Linked DNA regions of Homo sapiens: all the other regions are linked to region 3. Evidence: read pairs that join two places in POLR2A ChIA-PET (ENCODE). Cell type or tissue: B cell. All regions are shown on one strand.

Region 1 (8,000 bases), 170 kb before region 3:
TTAAGGTAATGAAGATTAGAGTCATAGATGGGTAAAGAAGATTATTCTGTGAAATATAACTGGAATTAGTAAGAAGTTCCAAAGAATAAACTGTATCTTTAATTATATATATTTTTAAGTGTCTGTTGCTGATTTTCAACTTTGATTACAATTATAAAGTACATTAACATAAAGGAATATCTTCAAGTTCAAGTGGTGAAATGTTAAAATAATAGTATCTTATTTTTACAAACTCAGATTAAAAAATCTAGGGAAACATTTAATATTTGGATTGCTATTTCTCTACACTATATTTAAAGGTAAATAATTAAGCAGTGAGATTCATTAAATAAAATGAATTACTAAAATTTAAGAATAAATGTAAAACGTTTATTTTTATATATTCTTGACATAGCTCTATCTTTAAGACATTTATATGATGTAGAGCTTCGGTTTTTGATGATACTATTCTATGCATTTTAATAGGAGAGAAGAAAATATAAATGATTGGAATATTTCTCCCTGGTTCTTCATATTCTAAAATCATTTTTTAGAGGTTCACATTTTTTATTAAAATTATGCCTAGATATTATTATATTGCATACTTCTAAGTGTCAAATATTAATCAAAGCAACCCCACCAGGAATTTCCAATGCTTCATTATTTCAGTTCAGAAAAGAGTTTGGTATTCAATCTTGTACAAAATGTTACCCAGGGACAAAAATAATTGAACATTAATTTTTTTAACTTTGGCTTTTGTAAACAGGTTAGTGCCTAAATTCTGAACTGTGAATTTTCCTAATATGACACCTGGAATGTGGGAATTAATAATAGTAAAAAAGTAATCTTTGTTAAAGTTAGTATGAATTTAAATACTCTTTAAAAATTGCTTTTATTTAATCACATACTGTATTATAAACACCCCCCTGAATCACCATTGATATTATTTTTTATAGTTTTGGATAAACATCATATTTGTATTTATATACAATATTCACTTCAGAATTGCAATCTAAGTTTTAGATACATAATGTTAAATATTGTGTTCTTTGTCCGTAAATAGATGATTTGGCCCTCATCTAACAAAAATCACTTTGGTGAATTAAGGTAGATTTTGGGCAAGTTAATGATTTTAGTGAATTTAATAAGTCACATGTATTTGGTTCCTTAATAAATAACATTTGAGCTATTTCAATTTATTTTCCTCAAAGAAAAAATCCTAAAATATTTATTTTCTTTTTTCACATTAGCAAAACTTGAGAAATAAAAAAAATTGTGACTGTAATCATCTACTATGATACTGGAAATACTGTCAGTATAAAAAAGCCACTATGGTGATTCTCAAACTTGAGTGGACTTAAGAATTACCAAAGTGCTTAGTTACTTGATAATCCTTTCCTGAACCCCAATTCTGGAAATTCTGATTTGATCAAGTGCCCAAAAGTGGTTCTGATGGGTGTGCGTCCTTGACCGCATTATGTAAAGACAATGTCACTCTAGGAGAAATGTAGTCGTGACCAAGTGCTGCAGCAGAACTGAGGATTGTTTTAGAGTTACCTAGAATTTTTAGCCCTTGCTATCTTGTAAACTCCATGCAGAAGTTATGTTTACTGTGAACATAGGCCGCAGGAGGCCTTGGGGAGCTTCTGCGGGTGGTAGGAGACACACTTTGCTAGGTCTGCAATTTCCCTTCTGGCCAACAAGGGCTGCAGAGGATGCACACATCAGGAAGAGGGTGGGGGACTACTTGCTTGCTGGTTTTGCTTGCATCTGATGAGTAGAAATTCAGCCTATTCTTTGTTTTGGTATGTATATATCTTCTAGTATATAGCTATTTCTAAGATATTTTACCATTGATACGTATGATATAAATTTTGAGATGATATTTCTTTAGAGGGGTTTGCTAAAGTTATGTTTTAATCAGTTATGTTTCCAAAGTGTGACATCCCATGTAACTCTGTACATAAAAAAGCCCTTGAAAGATATTAGTGTCACTGTACACAAATACTTGCCAATGTAATTAATTGCAAGATCTCATTGCAGTTAGTTAGGAGTGTATTTATTACATCCCTAACTTACATGCTTTAGTAATACAGGCTAAAAAGCATTCATTTTACAGTTAAATCTGCCTAAAGCCCATGAAAAGTATTCAGGCAGGTAAAACAAATTTTAGATCTTTTAAGTACTCTGTTTGGGTCATTGCTCTCAAGTCATGATTATGCTTACTGTCTTTTTTCCACCACTGCCACCATCTTGTGTTCTGGAAAGAAGCTGTTGAATTAAGTAGAGAGAAAGAACAAGGAAACAAGGGAAATGCCAACAGAGTTTTCTTTTTCTCGGAACTAGGAAAGCAAAATTAGATTTGCTGGTGAAACTAAAGTTATTCTCTTTTTAATCTGATCAGCTGGTCATATGCTTTATCCGTTGAGAACCTCAAGAAACGGACTGGAGTTTTATTTCATTTTGTCAATAATACTGCCTGTGGTATGGTTTGATACTTGAAGTAGAGTTGGCAATAGATGATGTGAATTTAAGTCCAGCTTAATGACTTACTATTGGTGTGACCTTGGGCAAGTCTCTTAAACTTTCTAGCTGTGGCTTTAACGTTTTTGTTTAACATTTTTGTTTTTTCATTAACTTGAGTTAAAATTCTTTCCTTAAAACTGTAATACTAAGAATGGTATAAAAACACACCATAATATTCATGTGAATGTACTTTGTATATTATTACTATTGAATGGAATTCAGTGTACTTTGAAATGTGGCACATTTATTATATAATAGAATGTAAAGACACTTTTCAGCATAAGAGTTCAGGGACATGTATTGGGTATAGGGGTGAGGATTGAGCAATAAATAACCCTCTTCAATGTTTGAGTTGTTAAGCAGTATTAAGAAATATGACAAAGAATAAGGGAAGGGGGAAATCAAATATTGCCTTTGTTACTGATGAAGTTGATAATTGGCTCAAATGGCTTATATCTGTGAGAAAGTGGAGTTTATAATGTGAAATCCTAGAATTAGAGAGATATACCCACCCAGCCACAGGAGACCCCGGACCATAGGTCAGGAACTGTCAGAACATATGCCCTCATGCTACAGGAGCTTAACAAAACAATTACAGGTAAAATTGGGGGACTGACTACAAGCATATTCTGAATCCTGCCCCTCCAGGGTATTTGCCATCTTTTATATGGATGTAATAAAACTGGAAATATAAAAATTGAGGAGTAAGTAGAAACTACTACTAATTTATCACAAAATAAAATTGTAAGTATTGCACCTGGGATTTTTAAACATATGTCATTTTGAGGTCTGAGTACTATAATCTACATTTATTATTGGTTAAAATGTCAATTATTTCTTCAAGAAATAATTTTCACTTTTAAATTACACCAACATCCACTAAGTAATTTAAAGAAGATTCTATTTTCAAATCAGAGATGTACTGAAATTATTATTGATAGATATAATAGATTTGGATCAAGTTCTGACTTTATACATTTTTAGGTTTACAAAAGATATTTAAAAATTAATAGGTTTTAAAATGTATTTTAAATACTTTAAGTACTCTGTTAAGGAGTTGCCACCAGAGCTCTAGACATGTTTTTTTAAATCCAATTTTATGATTTTTACTAATTTTTGTCACACTCTTGTTTTTTATAGTCAAGAATATTAAGGTATAATCTACATAAATAAACTTCACTTTTAAAAGTGTACTTCTAAAGGATTTTTAGAAATTTATACACTTTACAAACTATTACAAGTATTTAAAATTAGTCCATTAGCATAATAATGTCTCTGTTCCATGTATTCAAAATATCTACCCTAACTACCCTAACTTTTATGTAATTATATGTTTTTTCCTTGAAATGAACTTTTATGTGTTTGTGGAAAGTGCTTTGCCAGAGGACAAGGAATTTCCAAGATGAGTTTTCTTACAACCATATAAAACCTATGAAACTTTGATCCTATTGCAGCCTCATCTGTAGCTCTAAAAGTTTTCAGTGGGCATTTGTTGATCACCGATGTGGTCAAAGGCTTGTTATGCAGGTATAATTGCTCGCAAAGGAAAACTGAGAAACATGAGTTCAAGTCTAATTTTCCTTTGTATGTCACAAAAGGCATAGGCTCATGTTTCCTAGCTATCTTTTCTTGTTTAGTAATTTAGTTTGTATATTTAATTCTGAAATGAAATGAACATGTCCTTTCCTATTTCTTCTTAGTTTGTTCAATGTAGTTCCATCCATAGCTCAAGCCATCTTTTCTCTAAATCAAAGTGGTCTCTCAAATATATTACATGAACTTCCATCAACTGGAAGAATTTCCTTTCACCATGAGTGGGGCTGTGATGTAGCAACCATTCACTTTGGACTGGTGCTGGCATATTTTTCAGAATGATCTGGAAACTAATGCCATGCTTCTTTTTTTTTTTTTTTCTGTTAACAGGTTTAGTAATTCCTCATGAGGTTACAGATGTATGTTGAGGGAGGAGTGGTAAAGCGGTAAGATTTGGTGTCACAGAAGCTTAAGCTACAGGCTCATGGCACTTACTTGTCCCATCCAGAATTGCCTGAGTCTGGTTTTGTATATATCATACTTTTTTCTAATGGAATATTATTTCTTACAACCAAATTATAATTTGCTAGATCACATAACACCCAGTTTATTAATGGCCAGTTAGACTACATAAACACTTGGTATAATATAAGCAGACATTAATCTCAGTCTGGATCCAATAATAACTCACAAGTTAATTTTCAAATAGAAAGGAGTCAACGGAAGAATAAGGAATGGTATTCCTCCAAAATCTCAGGGGTATGTGTTGTGGATCTCCTATTGAGAGTTGCCAGAAATTTAATAAAGCTTTGTTATAAAGCTCAAAGGACAGTGTAGTGTGCATTGCAGCCTGACTGTGTAGTAGAGCCCTTTTTTGCTCCTACTCAAAACTGGTATTGTTACTGGCTACCCGGTAAATGGGCCCAAATATGTTTGTTTCCTTCAAAATGCAAAGAGGCCCATCTAATGGTGAGATTCAATAATTTATATACCCAAAGGAGTGTAAATTGTTCTATTATAAAGACACATGCATATTTTATGTTCATCGCAGCATTATTCACAATAGTAAATTTATGAAATCAACCCAAATGCCCATCAATGATAGACTGGATAAAGAAAGTGTGGTACATGTACACCATGGAATTCTATGCAGCCATAAAAAGGAATGCGATTATGTCCTTTGCAGAGAAATGGATGGTGCTGAAGGCCATCATCCTTAGCAAACTAATGCATGAGCAGAAAACCAAATACCGAATGTTCTTACTTATAAGTGGGAGCTAAATGATGAGAAAACATGGACACATAGAGGTGAGCAACACACACCGGGCCTGTTGGAGGGTGAGGGGTGGGAGGAGGGAGAGGATCAGGAAGAATAACTAATGGATGCTGGGTGATTAATGCCTGGGTGATTGGATGATCTATGCAGCAAACCATCATGGCACACGTTTACCTATGTAACAAACCTGCACATCTCGCACACGTGCCCCTGAACTTAAAAGTTGGAAATAAAAAAAATTGTCTTTCGGTATACAGGGCTATCCTGATATGCCTTAAAGGAAGCTTGTGCAACCTGAGACCCAGGATGGCTTTGAATGTAGCCCAACATAGATTTGTAAACTTTCTTAAAACATTATGAGATTTTTTTTTTTTGCAATTTTTTTTTAGCTCATCAGCTGTCATTAGTGTATTTTATATGTGGCCCGAGACAATTCTTCTTCCAATGTGGTCCAGGGAAGTCAAAAGATTGGATACCCCTGCTATACCATTGGCTGTCTAGAAAGACGGATGATATTTCAGGTTCCTGAACTTCAATATGGTTTATCCTTCACACTCTGGCACAAATGTATCATATTATGACAACTAGAGCATTTGCTCTTTTGCTATGAGCAAGTTTATTTAATCAATTTTATATTTTACATATAAAATTATATACTGTATGGCATATAGATATGGTCAGTATTTATACAGATGTTATTATGACATGGGGCATAGCCTTGAGGTAAGTCAGGGAAAGGTTACTGCTGTTTCTACCAAGTGACTGCAAACTGATTATTATCTTTATTCATTGCAATTATAAAGAAAATAATGACTTGATCAATATCCGTTTATAGTTTACATAGGCTAGTTGATTTGCTCCAGTAAATATATCATCTGTGGAATAGCAGTTAATATGAATACCTGGTTATGTTTATGAAAATCAGCAGTTATTTTACAAGACCCTTTGGCTTTTGTACTGGCAAACTAGAGAGTAAAGCAGAGTTGTGAAGAAATAACCACCATTATATCTTCATCTCCCAAGTCTTTGTTGATGGCAATAATCTGTAATTCCTTCAGGAATGTAGTACAGTAGTCCCCCTTCTCTGTGGTTTTGCTTCCTGTGGTTTTAGTTATCCGTGGTCAGCCATGGTCCAAAAATAGTAATATATTTTGAAAGGAAGAGAAAGAGAAACCACATTTTCACATAACTTTTACTATAATATACTGTTACAGTTGTTCTATTTTATTAATAATTATTGTTGCTATGCTCCTACCGTGCCTACTTTATAAATTAAACTTTATCATAGACATACATTTATAGCAAAAAAGCTTAGTATATATAGAGTTCTATGCTATCTGTAGTTTCAGGGATCCGCTGGGGGTCTTGGAAGGTATTCTCCACGAATAAAGAAAGATTACTGTATTTTTTTTTTTTTTTTTTAGTTTACTGTGAGAATGGGATTCGACAGTTTCAGATACATATATTTTGCCTTTCCTACAATAATAGTCCTCATTCTCTGGTAGGATTCTGACATTTGCTATGTATATGCATTATCACCAAACATTTCTGGCATAAAAAATACCCACAGGATACCTCTGTGGTACTCACATGGGCCCACTGGAATCATTATCATATATATACTCAAGGCAAGATGTCATTTATTATTACACCTGACTTCTATAAATTCCCAAAAAATACCATGGTGGTATTTTCAGTCTTTGGGAATTTTTTATCAGTTAAGACTAGTAACTAATAATTGCTAGAAGATATTCCTGAGTATTCTGAGTATTATTTTTTCCCTAGTACACGTGCCTTTAGGTCACTCTGACAAAGGCTTGGAGGAAGATTTATGGTACCCATGCTTAGCAGCATAGAAAACCCCTTTTTCAAAGGGACCTGAGCTCCCCTCAGTCAAAGTCCTCTAAGTCTATAAATTAGGGTGCAGTCTATGAATTTCCATTATAGCAACTTAAGTAAGTTTTTGCACCCCAAACAAGAATTGTTTTGTTTATAAAGATGATATAGAACCTTCATAGGCTATACATTTCAGGTTTACATTACATTTGTAATCTGTATTACAAATATATACCCTATATATTTCATTCCTAAGGACCCTCAGATCAATTAGATACCACCACAATACCTGCAGTGAAAAACACTTTGATTATTTATATTGTCTCTAATGATTGAGTGTTACCATTTGTTCTCTACCAACTCAGACTTCATTATTCTCCATCGACATCAAAAGTTCAGTTCAAAGGTCTAAACCTAATCATTGTGTCTATGCTGCAGAAGACAGACATCACAGCACTTTTCATGAATACATTTCTTAATGCTAGCGAAGGGAACATCAGAACACTCTAGAGTAGAGGTCAGCAAATGATAGTCAGTAGACGAAATCCAGCTGGTGTCCTATTTGTGTATCATCTGTGAGCTAAGAATGGTTTTTACACATTTAAAGTTGTAGAAAAGAAGAGGAGAAGGATAAGGAGGAGAAGAAGGAGAAGGAGATTCCAAGAGTGCCACAAAGCCTAAAGTATTTACAGAAAGTTTGTCTACTGACTCCTGCTCTATGTCATAGCAGGGAAATTCTGGCATTGCAGCCTCATTGACTGTAGGCCACCATGGAATCCAAGCTTTAATTAACCATTCTAATAGGCTGTTAATACTACCACAGGTACTTGAGATAACACATTAAATCCTG
Region 2 (8,000 bases), 64 kb after region 3:
AGCATATTGTTTTATTTGTAAGGACTAAGGAAACATCAATCCTTATCAAATGTTTCTTTAAAAACCTCCCTGATGACTATAGTGTGCAGGGAAATCAGCAGTTAGCATGAAAACAAGATAATTTGGAATACTTAGTAATAAAAGAATTAAGTACCTAAATAGCTAACAAGGTTGATTTCATCCAACCATATTTCTCTAAACTGTTGCAGATATTATGATCATTCAGTCCATGTAACATACTATGCAATGAAAACTGCTTATTACCTAATTAATGAATATTCTTCAAATATCCTGGGATTTCATGGTGTACTAGGAAAAGCAGTACATACTTCACCAGTGATACTCTCTTTATTTGGTAGAACAATAAAAAGGGCCTTTTATATAATGTTTGTCAGAGGCAAGATTTTCTAAAGGGACTAGACAAGTTCTCTAAAGAAGGTAAAAAGGAATTATTATTTAACTCTTCCTCTATATGCTGGAGGGAAAAGGGATGATGAGAGCCAACTGTTTTCCCATTGAAAGTATAAGCATTTCAAGTGCACTAAGTTTAAGACTGGCAAGGGATTGCCAGGAAGTTACATTATTGCTAAGTCAAGGAATTTTCCTAAGGAAGAAAAAAATAATTAATTGGCACCATTTCCATGGAAACTCAACAGATTCTTCAACTCAGTTTCCACATTTTGAAAAAATGTAAGGAAAAATGCTGAGGACTTTGGATCACAGATAAAATTTTCCATCAAAACAGTTTTAAAGTCAATTTTCCCAATTTGGATTTGAAATTAGAAAATACTAGTGCTAGAAATTAGAAATTTCTAGTCAGAAAACTGCATTTGCCAGTGTGTTTGGAATTGATCAGGATTTTGAAGTCTGGCTTATGTTATCGAAGCTCACAGAGGACTGATTCATACCCCCAATTCCAATCATTAAACCTATAATAAGGGAAGATGGCTTTCCAGTGACTGGATTGCTTGCATTATTTGGTCTCTGCCAGATAATAAAGTTTCTATAAAATATACTTAGTCATTAGAAGATTTCTAAGTGAACATGATCAAGTCAAAAATGTTGAAAGAATTTAAGGGCTCCTTATTCAAAGATGGAAATATCTGGCTAATTTTCCTTGTTTTACAAAATCATATATAGTCTAGGGTCAAGTTTGTTCACATCTTGGACTGTACAGAAGGGCCTTTTCTATCTATATCAAGATCATCCCCATCTTACCGTGGATATGACACGTGGCAACTGATGAGGTTCAAGCATTCTTAACAAGCTGCCTCCCTGTAATCATAGATTACATCCACAGATCTCCTCAGCCATATAGTCAAATGAACCTTATCAAGGGTGTGTTGTTGCTCTCACTCTTAGAGGGCAAAAGGGTAGTGTAGGCAGCTAGGCAGACACGAGCAGGGCAGGAGAGGGCCACCCACCCAGGAATGTCAGACGACCACCAGGTGATGGTTAGGTAGTTGTTAAACTGTCTCTTTAAAACCGTAATTGGTCACAGCCAGTGCCAGTGAAAGGCAGTCTCTTAATAGACAGAAAACACCTGAAGCTGGTCATCAGCAGCTTCCCAGTAAGATCGCAGGAGTTGGGCAAGTGGGCGCAAGCATGTGCACTAAGAGGCAAAATGGTAGGGTTTAACTGGTATGTGACTTTTCTCTAGGAATGCTCAACTGGTAAGGGAAAAACACCTAAATGAGCATATGCACAACTTCAGTAAACATACTGCACATGGGCTCCTCCCAAGTGCTGGCAGGGCTCTGCGTTTGCAGATAGCCCACCCCAAGGAAAAACCAAGGGAGGAGAGACACTAACCCCATAACCATACCAATGTTTAAAACCTCATGTCAAGTGTTGAACAGTGCACTTGGATCTCTCAAGTTGCCCACTTGGCCCTCTTCCAAGTGTACCTTAGTTCCTTTCATTCCTGCTCTAAAACCTTTTAATAAACTTTCAATACTACTCTATCTAAAACTTGCCTTGCTCTCTCCTGTGCCTTATGCCCCTCAGCTGAATTCTTGCCTCCAAAGAGGCAAGAATCAAGTTGCTGCAGATCTGTACGGATTGGCTGTTGCTAACAAAACCATGTCTTTGAAGGGTAAGTTTCTGTGGGTAGGAGGAGCACATCCACCCTAACCAACTGCCTATACCAGTCACTTCCAACTCTAGATGAGCATAAGAATTATTTGCAGAGCTTTTAAACTTTGGTTGCCTAAGCCCTATCTTAGATATGGACTAAAAGTCGAATAGATGAGATAGTAATCAGCAATAATCTCAAAATCAACATGTGAAAAAATCCCACCAAAAGAAACTATGTTTCAGAGACCACATGTGGTCAAATTTAGCCCCTAAGTAAATTATATTTTAGCAATAATCCACACAATACAATTTAAAACTTTTGCCAGCATTTAAGACCATGCTTCCTGAAATATTCAAATTTCCAACCACTCCCTATTATATAAATGTATAACTTGCAACAAATGACTATTACCATTTGTTATCATGCTTTCTGTGTTGTTTTCTTATATTTGGAACACATTTCTCTAAAGTCATAATTCTATCAAAAGTGAGTAAAGGGATATAGAGTCAGGTTATGAAAAAAATGAAAGAACATTTATTTTTGCTAATGAAAACTATTCAAATGTATTTAATAAGCAGGTACTAAATATTATTTGCTCAGTAATTTTATCTGCATGGCCCCTATAGTTTATGAGCTTGTAACCCCTAGTATAGTCCCTGCCCACCAATTCCTCACTCGAGACTACAAAATCATTATTGGCTGGTCTTTTGTAGGGCAGGAGTGTGCCTACTCATGGGAAAGAGGTAGTCAGGCAACATATCCTTTCTGTGTTCTATAAGTGTGCATTGCTGTAGCACTTTGATAAATGTTAAATAATAAAATTGTCTAGAAGCAGGAGACCTGGAGAAATGGGGAAGATATTACCCTTACATGGGGAAAAGAGAATGCTGATCTCTGAGGTATTTTCATCAGGCTGTTTTTGCCAGTACTGGATATATTAAACAGAAAAGAGGGAAAATTGTCAAAATGTGGTCATTTGTACTCCATAAAAGAATAATGGCCTCAGTTCCCTTTTCCAGTATACTTACATTTCCATTTGTCATATTGCTCACAAAAGTTTTTTGTTGTTGTTAAAGTCATACCTTGAAAATTTTGTGTAATAGCTCAGTTTTTGTCTAAGATAGCAATATGTTCGCAACCCACAGTGTTGTCTCTCAGAAATGAAATCAAAGCACACACAAAAAAGATGAAATTCTTAATAATAGGGAGAACAAAGACTGGAAAATAAGCTTACTGGAATCTAGAACTAATTCTAATTAATTCTAAGGTTGAGAAAAGTTAATTGAGACAAATTAAAAAATCAGTAGTCTACCCCTACTGTCTATGAAACAAATCAGTCCTTTGCTCATAATAGGAGGTAGAAAGATATTTAATCCCTCCCTTACCTCCTGACCCCAGCTACCTCTCTGCTACATAAATGTTAATTTTTACAAGTGCTCTGTGTCCCAGCTCTGATCTTTCCATATACATGCAGAAAATATTCCTTCCAGTTGAAAGTGGGGGTAGGAGGGTAATGCTACACTTGGCTGGTCCTGGGACTCTAAAGTAAAGCTCTAAAATGGAGGGATGGGAAGGTCAAGAAGTCTGTTAGAAATTTATGCATGGACTTAGATACATAGTGCCAGGGAATCATGTCCCGCCTCTATCGTGGCAGCTGCATTAGACAAAACCTGCTAAATCCTGGGATCTTGAGTTGCGAACTGCACCTATTAAAGTTTTCTGCAGTCCCAGGAATTTGACCTGAACACAAGGAAAGAGCCAAAGGACACATAAACACCAAAAGCCTTGGTGAACAATGATTCCATAGATGTGTTCTTTTTTTCTTTTTTTTTTTTTTTTTTTTTTTGAGACAGAGTCTCGCTCTGTTGCCAGGCTGGAATAGAGTGACACGATCTTGGCTCACTGCAGCCTCCGCCTCCCGTGTTCATCCGATTCTCCTGCCTCAGCCTCCTGAGTAGCTGGGACTACAGGCGTGTGCTACCACGACCAGCTAATTTTTGTATTTTTAGTAGAGATAGGGTTTCACCATGTTGGCCAGGATGGTCTGGATCTCTTGACCTCATGATCCACCCACCTCGGCCTCCCAAAGTGCTGGGATTACAGGCATGAGCCACCACGCCAGAAGGATTAAAGATGAGAACAAACAAGTAATATGAAAAGTTCATAAACTAAAACTACTCCAGAAGAAGGGAAGGAGAGTTTTTTTTGTAAAGACTCAGAATAATTATACTTCTGTTAATGATTTATTTATTTAATGAGTAAGGTTGCCAGATATCATATCAAAAGCACCAAGCTATCAACATGGAAATAATGGGAAATACACACACACACACTAAGCACTGAGCATTTTTCAGCTAACAATTCATAACTGCTTAAATATGAAGCTTTTTATAAATATTTTAACTTTTTCAGAAGTTCTAAGGCGGTATGTGTTAATTTGAACTTAAGTGTCCCACTTTCAGGTTCAGTACTAGGCAGTTGGCAACAAAATGCAGGGGCCAAAAAAGAAAATGTCAGAAAAGTTTGAACTCATAAACAAATGGAAAATATGGAGAGGAAATAGCAGCAGAAATTTGAGGTTAGGCTGAGATGAAAGCAAAATATGTGAAAGACATTTTAGATGAGATACCAGAATGAGATTAAACATGCGACATGAAGAAAAGGTATTGACAAGAGGAAGTATGATAAAAATAAAATAAACTAAGAAGCTAAAGTTTCAACAGCAAATTAAAATCCACATTGGTCACAACAAAAGGGACTCACACTAGGTGAAAATAAATCAGTGACGTAGAGAACATATTGAAGAAGGGTTTGTTCTCAGTACATGGAAAGACCGAAAACAGTAATAAGATGTGGAGAACAGAGATACAACTCAAGTATGACAGGTTTTTAAAAACTAGAATAGAAAATACGATCAATGACTTTATTAAGCTAATCTTTGGAGAAGTGGGAAGCTGGAGGATGAATAATGCAGATTGAGTGGGCTCACTATGAGACAGGAAAAAGTAAGGAGAGTTGCTCATGTTTAAAAGCACCCTAGCAAATCTTTTTGATTATAAGGAAAAAGAAACAATCTTAAAAGTATTGAGCAAGTACTTTAACTTACATTTTCTACTAAAATAAATCAGAATCCATTAAAAAATTAGAGAATCTGTGTGACAGAAACTTGAGATAATGGACTACCAAGTTTATTTGAGAAAAAACTTCAACTTAAGAAGTTTATATTTAGTCAGGTATTTTGCTCATGTAAGAAGAAAATAAATATAAGAATTTTTGGATATCCAAAATTTTAGAGAAGATAGCCATTCTGTCATTATGAAAGTATTAACCAAAACATATTCTAACCAATGAGGAATTAAACAAAATAAAAAGCTTAAAAAGAAATTACATTATTAAAATTACTGAAGTAAACTTAAATAATTATTGTAAATTTATTTATAAGACATGAATGTAAAATATTGGTAATAAAGAAAAATACGTAATGTAACATAATTATTGCTAATTTAGTAGCAATAATCTGGTTACAATGACCAAATAATATAAAAATACTTAGGAACTAGAAAAAAATGTTTTTTCATTCATTACTTTATTAATAAAAAAAGATAAAAAATCTGAAATTTTAAAAAGTAACCACTACTTTCAAATTCCTTCATATATATGTATATATGTATATACAAATACATATATATGTCTTTATAACCACATACAAAACAAGATTATGTATAACAGCAGTCATCACAATAAATTCATATCAGTTAAAACATTCTCACAGAGCAGTAACAGTCATTGAGGACAAATGGTGCTGTGTTAATCATCTGCATAACGATAGTTCATTAAAACCTCAAAGATATCTTATGAGATATTATTTTCCTTTTTAAAATGGATTGATTATTTGTAACCAAGGACACAGAGCTAAGAAATGGTAGAGGTGAAATTTGAACTCAATTCTGTTATACTCTGAAGGCCAAACTTGTAATCACCTTCTGTACTATTCACGTAATCGTATTAACAACTCTCACTACAACTTTCCTGAGCTTTAACAGAAGCCTGAAACACGACAAAGCACATTACATATATTAGCTCCTTTAACTCTTGCAACAACTCTGTTAGAAGGGGATTATTTACCTTCATTTTATAGACAAAGAAACTGGAGTTTACAAAAATGGAATGAGAAAGAGCTTTGAGCCCTCATCTACCTGGCTCCAAATACCATGTTATACAATCTCCCTCATAAAAAGATACAGACTGAAATGTGGACAAAAGACTGTAGCGGCAGAAAAACTCCACCTCTATCTTCTTAGGATACCAGCCAGGACTGAGAATTAAATTGATGTAAAATAGATTAACAAGAGAAAAGCATAATAGTTTCACATGGCACTGGAGTCCTCAAAGAAAATGAAGACTCAAAGAAGCAGTTAGTCGGTTACTTACCTACTGAATTAGACAAGAATAGTAAACTGTGAAAATGGGGAGGCTTAAAAGATAAGAGTTATTCTACCAAGGTCTGTACAGAATTCTTTTAGTCTCAACTTCTCCTCTGTGAAGATAAGGATATTGCTTTTCCTTCTTGTATAGAGTGAGTGTCTTTACCGTGGGAATTTAGTCTTCTGCTTTTGGGAAACAACTGAAAGGTCAGAATCATCTTTCTTGCACCTGCTTTTTTTCAATTTAAATAGTTGATGTGCCAGAGTGGTATATTTTTAACTTCTTCAAGCCAAAATAAAACTATGTTCTGCTTTAAAAAGATACATCCCCGAAAATACCAAGGAAATACTCATTAATAAAATTATGTCAAGTGATAAATAAAAAGTAAAAATATCACTAGACTAATGACCAAGGAATGTTTGTATACATTTTTAACTCAATAGTTAACCAGGATAAGTTTTGCCAGTGAGTTATTTCAAATTCAAATAAGAGAATTTTTATATTATATGAACCATCTCATGGAGTAGAACTATTAATGTACTAGTTATTTTATTTTAAAAAACATGATGATTTCAGTTGATGAAAAAGACAAAATTATAGTTCAACTATTCATAATTTTTAAAAAATCTTATAAAATAGAAAGAGAATAATTTCTCAACATTATCAGAAATTTCTTATTAGTTCAGAAGTAGAGGTATTCGTGTTAGGGATAGAAACAAGATAAGGATGCCTACTATTAATATTTTTACTTACCATTATCCTGGAAGTTTCTAGCAACTGCAATAACATGCATCTAAAATAAAACGTGTAATTATTGGGAAGGAGATACTTTCTCCATTATTTTTAGATGATATACGTACATGCCAGAAAACCTGAAAACATCAACTATAAGACTCTTAAAAATTATTTTAACTAGCTGGATATAATTAATACATAATTCACTTTTTTATATACCAGAAATATTAGTTTGGCGACATCATGAAAGAAAAGAAATTATTCACTGTAAATTCAAAACATACACAAAAAGTACCTATTAAAAAGATAGAATAATGCTATTTTCCTAACGGGAAATTAAATCCTCTCAACTCTTTCTATAATAACTTATACATGTAAGGGAATCCCAGTCATTTTGATAATTTACTTTTCCTTTAGGGAGAGAGATGACAGTTTGAAAGAATGTTTCTAAATTGATAGAGAAGATAATTAAGAAGAATTGAAAGGTAATCACTTGGGAAAAAAAAAGATTAGGGCAGGACTAGTGGCCATATGTGATATTAAAGTCTGTTACTTACTCAATGCTCTAAGCTACAGGACTCAGTGTTATAATGACACAAGAATCACTGGCAATGAGAGAAAGGTTTAGATTATAAAATTATTATAAAGCTTGTGTACTTATTTGAATTGAATAATGCAAAATGCTATCAAAAGTGAAACAGTACAAACACTCCCTCATCCTACTGGTGAGACTGTACATGACAACACATTCCAGGAAAGGAGA
Region 3 (8,000 bases):
CTTATTTACTTTCAATATTATTTTAATTAATTTGTCAAAAAGTAATCCAAATAACATATTGGATAGCATTAATGCTTTGGCAAGGGCATAATAGCAAAGAATAGTACTGAGAGGATAATATGAAAGCCTGAAGTGCACAAGAAAAAAAATTCCAGAGCCAATCATAATATGTTCTGACTGTATTAAATCACAATGTTTACATAGATAAGAGAGGGGAATGTATAACTAGCTCAAGACATGCTGATATCAGATATGAAATGCATCTAGTGTAGATAAGCAGAGAATTTCATTTATATTACAAGAAACTAAACATTTATTAGTCACAATTTTACTAAAATACTATGTAAGGCTTAAGTTGCCACACTTCCAAAAGGACATAAAAGACCTAAGAAAGCTCGAAAAAGAGGAATGAAAAGTTAAGAAACCTTTAGTAAAGAAGCCCTGGGAAGAAAGTTAAGGATTAGGGTAGTTAGCCTAAAAAGTAGAGGCCAAGATCAATATTATCCTCCCTTTTAGAATATGGTGGGATTTTATGAAAATGACACTAAGTAGTTATTCTCTTTATAGAAAAGATAGCTAGCTTCAGCTTTAAGACCACTAACTTACCAGGAAAAGCTTTTTGTTTTGATGAAGATTTTCTATCCAGAAAATAAGGATATTATCTCATTTACCATTGACCTCTCAGAATTATTATACACATAACATGCAATTTGCAATAAAAGTGCTAAGTAGTTTTGAAGTAAAAGCACTAAGGGATGTTATCATTGCTGTCATTGATAGTGTTATGGAATAACAGTAATTCTTAGGGAACCAACTTAATTAAAGACAGAATTTCAATTAGATCTAAGAACAAACTTGCTGATTATCACTGTGATAAATGTGAAAATGAGATTCTGTGGGGAGGAATAAATGCCATCTTCATTCTCAGAGACCTTTCAAAACAAAAAGAAAACCATCATCCTAGGTTATTTTAAATAGCTATCTGCATAAGAAAAAGGGGGCAGGTAGAACAAAATCCTTTGAGTCTTTTTGGCAGTTCTGAGATAATGTAATCACGAATGCGACCTGAAGTGACAACTACTAGGAAAAGATAAAAGCCTATAACAATCATTGATCCTATGAAGAGTGGAGCAGGATATTTAACCATGTATACAATCTGTATTAGATTAGGTTCTCCAGAGAACAGAACCAATAGGAGATTTCAACAAGAGAGAGAGAGAGATTGATTTACTATGAGGAATTGGCTCACATTATTATGAAGGATGCAGTCAGCAAGCTAGAGACCCAGGAGAGTTGCTAGTGTGGTTCCAGTCCAAATCTGAAGGTCTGAGAACCAGGAGAGCCAATGGTGTAAGTTCCAATTCGAGTCCAAGTTTAAAGAGAAGATCAACATCCCAACTCAGAAACAGACAGGCAAGACAAAGAATACTTTCTTGTTCAGCCTTTTATTCTATTCAGGTCTCAACAGATTGGATGTGGTTCACACACGTTGGAGGAGGGTAATTTGCTTTACTCAGTTTACCAATTCAAATGTTAATTTCATCCAAAAACGCCTTCACAGATCCATCCAGAAATAATGTTAACCAACTATCTGGGCACCATGTGGCCTAGGCAAGTTGATACATAAAATTAACAATCACTAAATCTGGTTTTTTTTAATTTAGTTTTCAAAATTTATTACTACTTAATAGTTATTAAATCCCCATAGTAGGATTTCATAATATTGGGTAAAGGGTGTTAAATTTTAACTTGTGTTCTAGAAATGAGTGCTACTTGCTAATGTTATTATTTAATTGCTGCAGTATTCATTGACTTGCTTTATACCTTGGAAACATTTTTCAAGTTGATGCATGTAAAAATATTGCATGTTCAATCATGTTTCCATTTATGTCTGTTATAATCAGTGTAAACTTTCTTCCAAAATGAAAATAACATGAAATTAAAAAAAATAAAAATCTACATTCAACATCTAATAGATTTCCAATGTCAGATTTCTGACATTAATTATAAATAACATCTACCTCTAGCAAAATGAGTCTTTGTTTACTTTATGCATTTATTGAAGATTTATATTTTGTCAGATTTCAAAGGATTTGAGAGAATCCTTAGTAAGCTAAGAATCAAGGAAACATTTAAGGATAAAAGAGAACTGCATTCCGAAAGCATTAATTCACTTACTCCATTCAGAAAATATGTATTTAATGTCTACCAATCATTGTAATGGGATCTTAGGAATATGAAGGTGAATAAAGCATAGTTCTTCCCTTGGAGAAACTCAAAACTCTCTTACTGATCCATAAACAAGTAATTTAAAGTGCTCCAGTGAATATTTGTGTAAGGGCTAATGTATGTGAGAAAGGCACCAATAAATGTGCATATAAAGTGCTATGGGACCTTTGAGACAGGTATTTTAGGCATTCAAGACACACATGTTCCTAAAATAGAGCTTAAGTATTAGACAACAGAAACATACAGTTTTAATGCATGGAATAGACCTTCTTAATTACATTCCTGCTAACTCCCTAGATACCAAATGGCTCAAGCAAACCAGGTTGCTCACTGTTTCTGTCTTACTCCTTACTTTCCTCCCTCTTCATGAAATAACATGAATGAAAAAACTCACTGCCTTCTGGGGTCAGACAAAATAGGATTCAAATTACATGGATCTTGCTGAGCTTCAGTTTCCTTACTTTAAAAATATGGATGATAATTTATCTCTTTGAATTTTTTCGATGACAAGAAATAGTAAGAGTAAATGTACTTGGCATTTTTAAGCATTCAGTAATTGGTAATTATTATTATTATTCAGATGCTCTCATGCCATACTCTGAACTGGGCTACCCTATCACCAATACCACCTCATAAAATTATTTCTGCTTTTGAAGCTCTATATTTCATGTCAAACTTATTTCTCATTTACTCTTTCTTCTAATGTGATTGATCCTCTGCTACATAGGAAGGTTTTAAATTATATATGTGTGTATATATATGTGTATATATATGTATATATATGTGTATATATATGTATATATATGTGTATATATATGTATATATATATGTGTGTATGTGTGTGTGTGTGTGTGTGTGTGTGTATATATATATATATATATATATATATATATAGTAGGCTTGCCAGTAAATATATTTTTTAAGTTAAGTAACCTCAACTTGTCTAGAAAGAACAAAAGAAAAAAAAAAAGGAAAGAAAAGCTATGTCAAGAAAATATTGTGATCTACCAGAAGTTGCCCAACCAATTAGAGACAAAAGTATGAGGCTGGAGCTGGGCTTCCTGATGTTTAGTATACATGCTGTTGTCTTTAGGAAAGATGGTTGCTTATCTTTACAAACAAAATTGGTCCTCAATCCTTCACTTTCCCAGTCCATGTAAGGAATTAGCCAAATGGGTAATCAGTCCAGTTAATTATAGAAAACACTTATTATAATATTTACTAGGGATTACTAAGTGTTCTGTGTGTGTGTACTCATTCAGTCTTCAAAGAATCTCATAAGTGAGGTGGACATTAATACTATACCCTCATTTATAAGTGAGGAAACTGAGTCACAGAGAGTTTATGTTACATTTTCAAGGTCTTGCTGATAATAAGTGGCAGAACCAGGATTCAAACCCAGCCTTGATGGCTTTAACCACCCAGTATACTCCCTCTTATTTTTCATATATTTTGATATACTCATTTAAAGCATATAAATACTAAAATATTCCATACCAATTACCAATTAAGCTTATCTCATTGGGAATTGTTCTTCCTCAACAACCTTGGCAGGAGTGTATCTTTGTATGATCAGTCCATGCCACTTGTTCAAGTAATTCTGAGAACTTTCTAAATGCAAAGAAGCTCCTCTGTTCATGACAAATATTAAAAAAAGAGCAGAAATCTTATTCTACCTCTGTTATCTTACTTTCATTTGCATCTGATACAGGTTTGTGAGAGTCATTAGACATCTTTATCAAAAATGTCCAATCCTCTTTCTGAACCTATGGTATCATTATACTTCCTGTATCCTGATGTTGGTATGGACACCAGGGTTGGTTTGGGCAACGAAACATGAGTAGCAGTCATGTGCGTTGCCTGTGGGAGAAAGCATGAAAAGCCAGTGCAAGATTCTCCACATCCCCTTCCCACTGCAGAAGTGATCATAGAAGCACTGGTTGAGCTAAAGCCTGAGTCCCAGAATAACCATGAAGAGCAGAGGCCTGGTGCACATCACAGTGACACATTGAGTGAGCAAGGAATAAATACTTCTTGAGTTAAGCCCCTGAGATGTTTGTGGTTGCTACCAAAACCGAGCTGTTTCTGTGTCTTTCAAGGATCAGTTATCATTAGAGATCCTTCATATGGTTTATGTTTAACGAAAATAGTTTAATTTTAGAATAGTTCTCAAATCCCGTGGTATTGTTTGACTCAAATTTTATGCTTTGTGAGTTTTCACAATATATGTTTTCTATAAATGTAAAGCATGAAAATATTTCCTAGGTGTTAAAACAGCTTTTAGAGTTCTAATTAGCACTGAAATTGCCTATAATTTCGCTTGTAGGGATGCTCCCTGAGAAATTTGAAGTTATTCATAATTACACATATGGTAGTGTCATTAATGTTCTGTTTTTGTTATTGTTGCTTTGAGTTGTTGTGAATGTTTTGTTCACTCTTCTCTTTTATTTGTAGACTGCTGGACATAATGTGCCTCAACAAAGTATTTTTGAAAATATTTTAGTACAACTCTTCATTAAGTTTTCAACTACAACATTTCCTTCCCACTATTATATTAGCTGTTCACTATAGAGGTTACAGATAATATGTGTATGTGTTCATCACAGTCTCTAAATAATTGTATTTTGACCAGTCCTTAGGAAACTTTTCCAAGGACTGTATTAGTCTTTGAATCATTCTAGCTTGGATTATTCTTGAATTTCATTTTTATAATGATCAAGCCCTTGATTATTCAAACTCACAGAAGAAAACAGCATGGTACATAAATTCAAAACTAGAACTGATCCAAGATATTAATTGGCTCTGAAAATTATTATGTAACGTTTTATTAAGGAAGCATCTTACATTTCAGACTTACAGAAAGTTACAAAAATATACTAAGAAATTACCATATACCCTCACCTAGCTTTACTGAAAGGTTAACATCTTATATAACATTCTTTATATAACATTATATAACATTCCTTATATAACATTATATAACAGTTTCCAAAACCAAGAAAGTAGCTGGCCACAATGGCACCCACCTGAAGTTCCAGCTGTTCAGGAAGCTGAGGCAGAAGGACTGCTTGAGCCAGCCTGGGCCAACATAGCAAGAACCCCCTGTTTCTTATAAAGCTCTTCTTGGCCAGGCACTGTGGCTCATGCCTGTAATCCCAGCACTTTGGGAGGCCGAGGCGGGCGGATGACAAGGTCAGGAGTTCGAGACCAGCCTGGTCAACATGGCAATACCCCGTCTCTATTAAAAATACAAAAATGTGGTGAGCACCTGTAATCCCAGCTACTCAGGAGGCTGAGGCAGGAGAATCGCTTGAACCCAGGAGGCAGAGGTTGCAGTGAGCCGAGATCATGCCATTGCACTCCAGCCTGGGGTACAAGAGCAAGACTCCGTCTCAAAAAAAAAAAAAAAAAAAAAAGCTTTTCTTGAATTTAAAAACCAGAAAAGCCAGAAAAGTAATATTGATACACTATTATTAATTAATCTAAAGAACTTATTTCAATTTTGTCAATTCCTGCTAATATACTTTTTGGGGGCCAAGATTCAAACTGGACAGAATACATTTAGCGTCGTGTCTCCTGAGTCTCATTTCATCTGGGACAGCTTTTTTTTTTCTCTGTCTCTCTTTCATGACTGACACTTTTGAAAATAGTTACTCTGTATAGACAGCCTCTCCATTTGGGGCTGTCTGACATTTTCCTCATGATTAAATCCAGGTTATGTATTTTTTATAAGAATGCCAGAGACGTGATGTCATGCCTTTCTAAGTGCATTATATCAAGAGACATGATGTTGTTATATCTCATTACTGTTGATGTGAACTTTGATCACTAAAACAACACACTGTCTTCTAGATTTCTCCACTACACAGTTGTTCTTATTCAACCAAAGATACTTTTAAATGGTTTCACATGCCTTCTCTCCTACCTTTCTTTTTTTCCCTCTTTCCCAAATATCATGTGAAGTGGTGATAGTAGAAAATTAGAAAGACACTAATTAAGCTGATGGATTCCCAGTATTAATTCTCCAATCCATTTTGTATTTTTCAGACTGTAATAATTAATGACTGCACTAGTGAAAAAGCAAAATGTTTGACTATGACTTTAGAGAATATTGGCATATAATCAAAAAGCATCTGAGGTACTATTTGGATATACAAGACAAATCTAATTATTTTCCTTGTTCAGCTTATAAAAAACAAAACAAGCAAAACAGCAAACAAAAGCAATACTCTGGCTCTAACTGTGAATTAGCATGAATGACTTTATGATTATACATTTTTCTCATGTAAAGAATTTTTGTTTTGATGTCCCTAAATGCTTCAAAATATATTGCATTCTGTGGTTACTCTGCAAATCTAATAAACAAGAAGCCTTTCCCCTATGACTTCCAAGATACCTTCCTTAATTTTCACCATGGTCACGTTAAAACTTATTGCTATTGTATTCTTCACAGAACAAGCATTGTCATTTGCAAACTTTCTGGAAAATGAATTGTCATTTGCAAACTGTTTTGACATGTGAAAGATGGAGTACATTTTTCCTTATAAATCTTTTTCTTAGGAGAATTTTAGGAGCTGCAGAAGCAGTCTACCTGTGGTAAAGCAAGGAAGATCTATATCCAAAAATCCCATGTTTGAATCCTGGCCTTACTTCCTACAAACTGCTGTTATACCTCTATCAGCTTTTACAAAGTAGATCATAGAATGCAATATATTTTGAAACATTCAACATCATCAAAATATAAGTTCTTTATGCAGAAAATTTAGGCAAATTATTTATCTTTGCCTCCATTTTCTCATACATAAAATTGAGATGATGATGGTATTTAACTCATACCGTTTTGTGAGGATAATAAGTTAAATCACGTAAAGTGCTTTAACAGTGCTTGGCATGCAGTAGGTATTCAATAAAATTAACTAAAAATGCTGTCTCTAATAATAGCTTCCATATGTTGAAGACTTCCTCAATGTAAGGTACCATGCTGGGAGTTTTCATGTATTAGGCCATTAATCTTTATTACAATCATTAGTTAAAAAGTATTATCCCCGTTTTGTATATGAGAAAATGAAGGCTTACAATAGTCATGTAACTCACCAAACCCCACACAGCTGGTGAAGGACTGAGTTGGGATTTGAATCCTGTTCTCTGAGACTCCAAAGTCAATTCTCTTAAGCCCTGTGCTATACTTGCCTTCCTTAGGGTGTGAACCCATAAGAACCCTTCTCATTTAGAACTTCAAAGAAAACAAACCTAGAGTTGATTATAGTAGCTTTTAAAACTGTAGTTGATTACAAGTTAAAGTATGAATAACTTGCAAGATAAATACTACTAGCAGGCAAGCCTGCTCACACTGTCTCAAATAAGCTCTTTATATTCCTGGGTGGATAAGTTGTTTTTGTTTTTGTTTTGTTTGTTTTTTACTTTTTACATGAGTAGATTTAATTGGGTAAGGGTTAAAAAGATATAGAGATAAAGTTGAAAATGTCTTCTACATTCCACAGGATTATCATTTTTTTGACACTCTGACTTTAAAAATGAGCCCAGGAGGTGGTTTAATTAGCCTATGGACAAGTGACCTTGTGGAACTGTATCTAATTCATACAAGCCTCATGCCATAAGGCCCTGTTAGCCTTTCCAAGCATTCCACATGTGCATTACACAAAACAATTCCATGTATATCTGGGGGCAGTGGGGGTGGGGAAGAACCAGCAAGTAGAACTTTTCAAAGATGAACAGAAACTATGGATTTGTCTATGTGTATGTTTGTGTTT

Evidence for each region. Peaks named below come from ENCODE experiments on the same cell type or tissue, not always from the same donor. Only the 100,000 strongest peaks of a DNase experiment are listed, where the experiment ranks them.
Region 1: POLR2A ChIA-PET joins it to region 3 with 5 read pairs; 1 of 35 experiments calls an interaction of 5 or more read pairs at or near these places.
Region 2: POLR2A ChIA-PET joins it to region 3 with 6 read pairs; 2 of 35 experiments call an interaction of 5 or more read pairs at or near these places.

The regions. Positions count from the first base shown.
Region 1 is chr4:101,812,155-101,820,154 of GRCh38, forward strand. The region is part of intron 1 of BANK1 (B cell scaffold protein with ankyrin repeats 1); the gene reads left to right. Among named protein-coding and RNA genes, the nearest start is that of BANK1, 25 kb to the left of the region's middle. In B cell, no CTCF peak of the experiment used is centred here; DNase peaks (open chromatin) are centred at 1,637 and 2,197; H3K4me3 peaks cover 6,958 bases; H3K27ac peaks cover 8,000 bases.
Region 2 is chr4:102,048,214-102,056,213 of GRCh38, forward strand. All of the region lies in intron 11 of BANK1 (B cell scaffold protein with ankyrin repeats 1), which reads left to right. Among named protein-coding and RNA genes, the nearest start is that of BANK1, 260 kb to the left of the region's middle. In B cell, no CTCF peak of the experiment used is centred here; no DNase peak of the experiment used is centred here; H3K27ac peaks cover 3,057 bases.
Region 3 is chr4:101,983,809-101,991,808 of GRCh38, forward strand. All of the region lies in intron 7 of BANK1 (B cell scaffold protein with ankyrin repeats 1), which reads left to right. Among named protein-coding and RNA genes, the nearest start is that of BANK1, 200 kb to the left of the region's middle. In B cell, no CTCF peak of the experiment used is centred here; a DNase peak (open chromatin) is centred at 4,053; H3K27ac peaks cover 7,322 bases.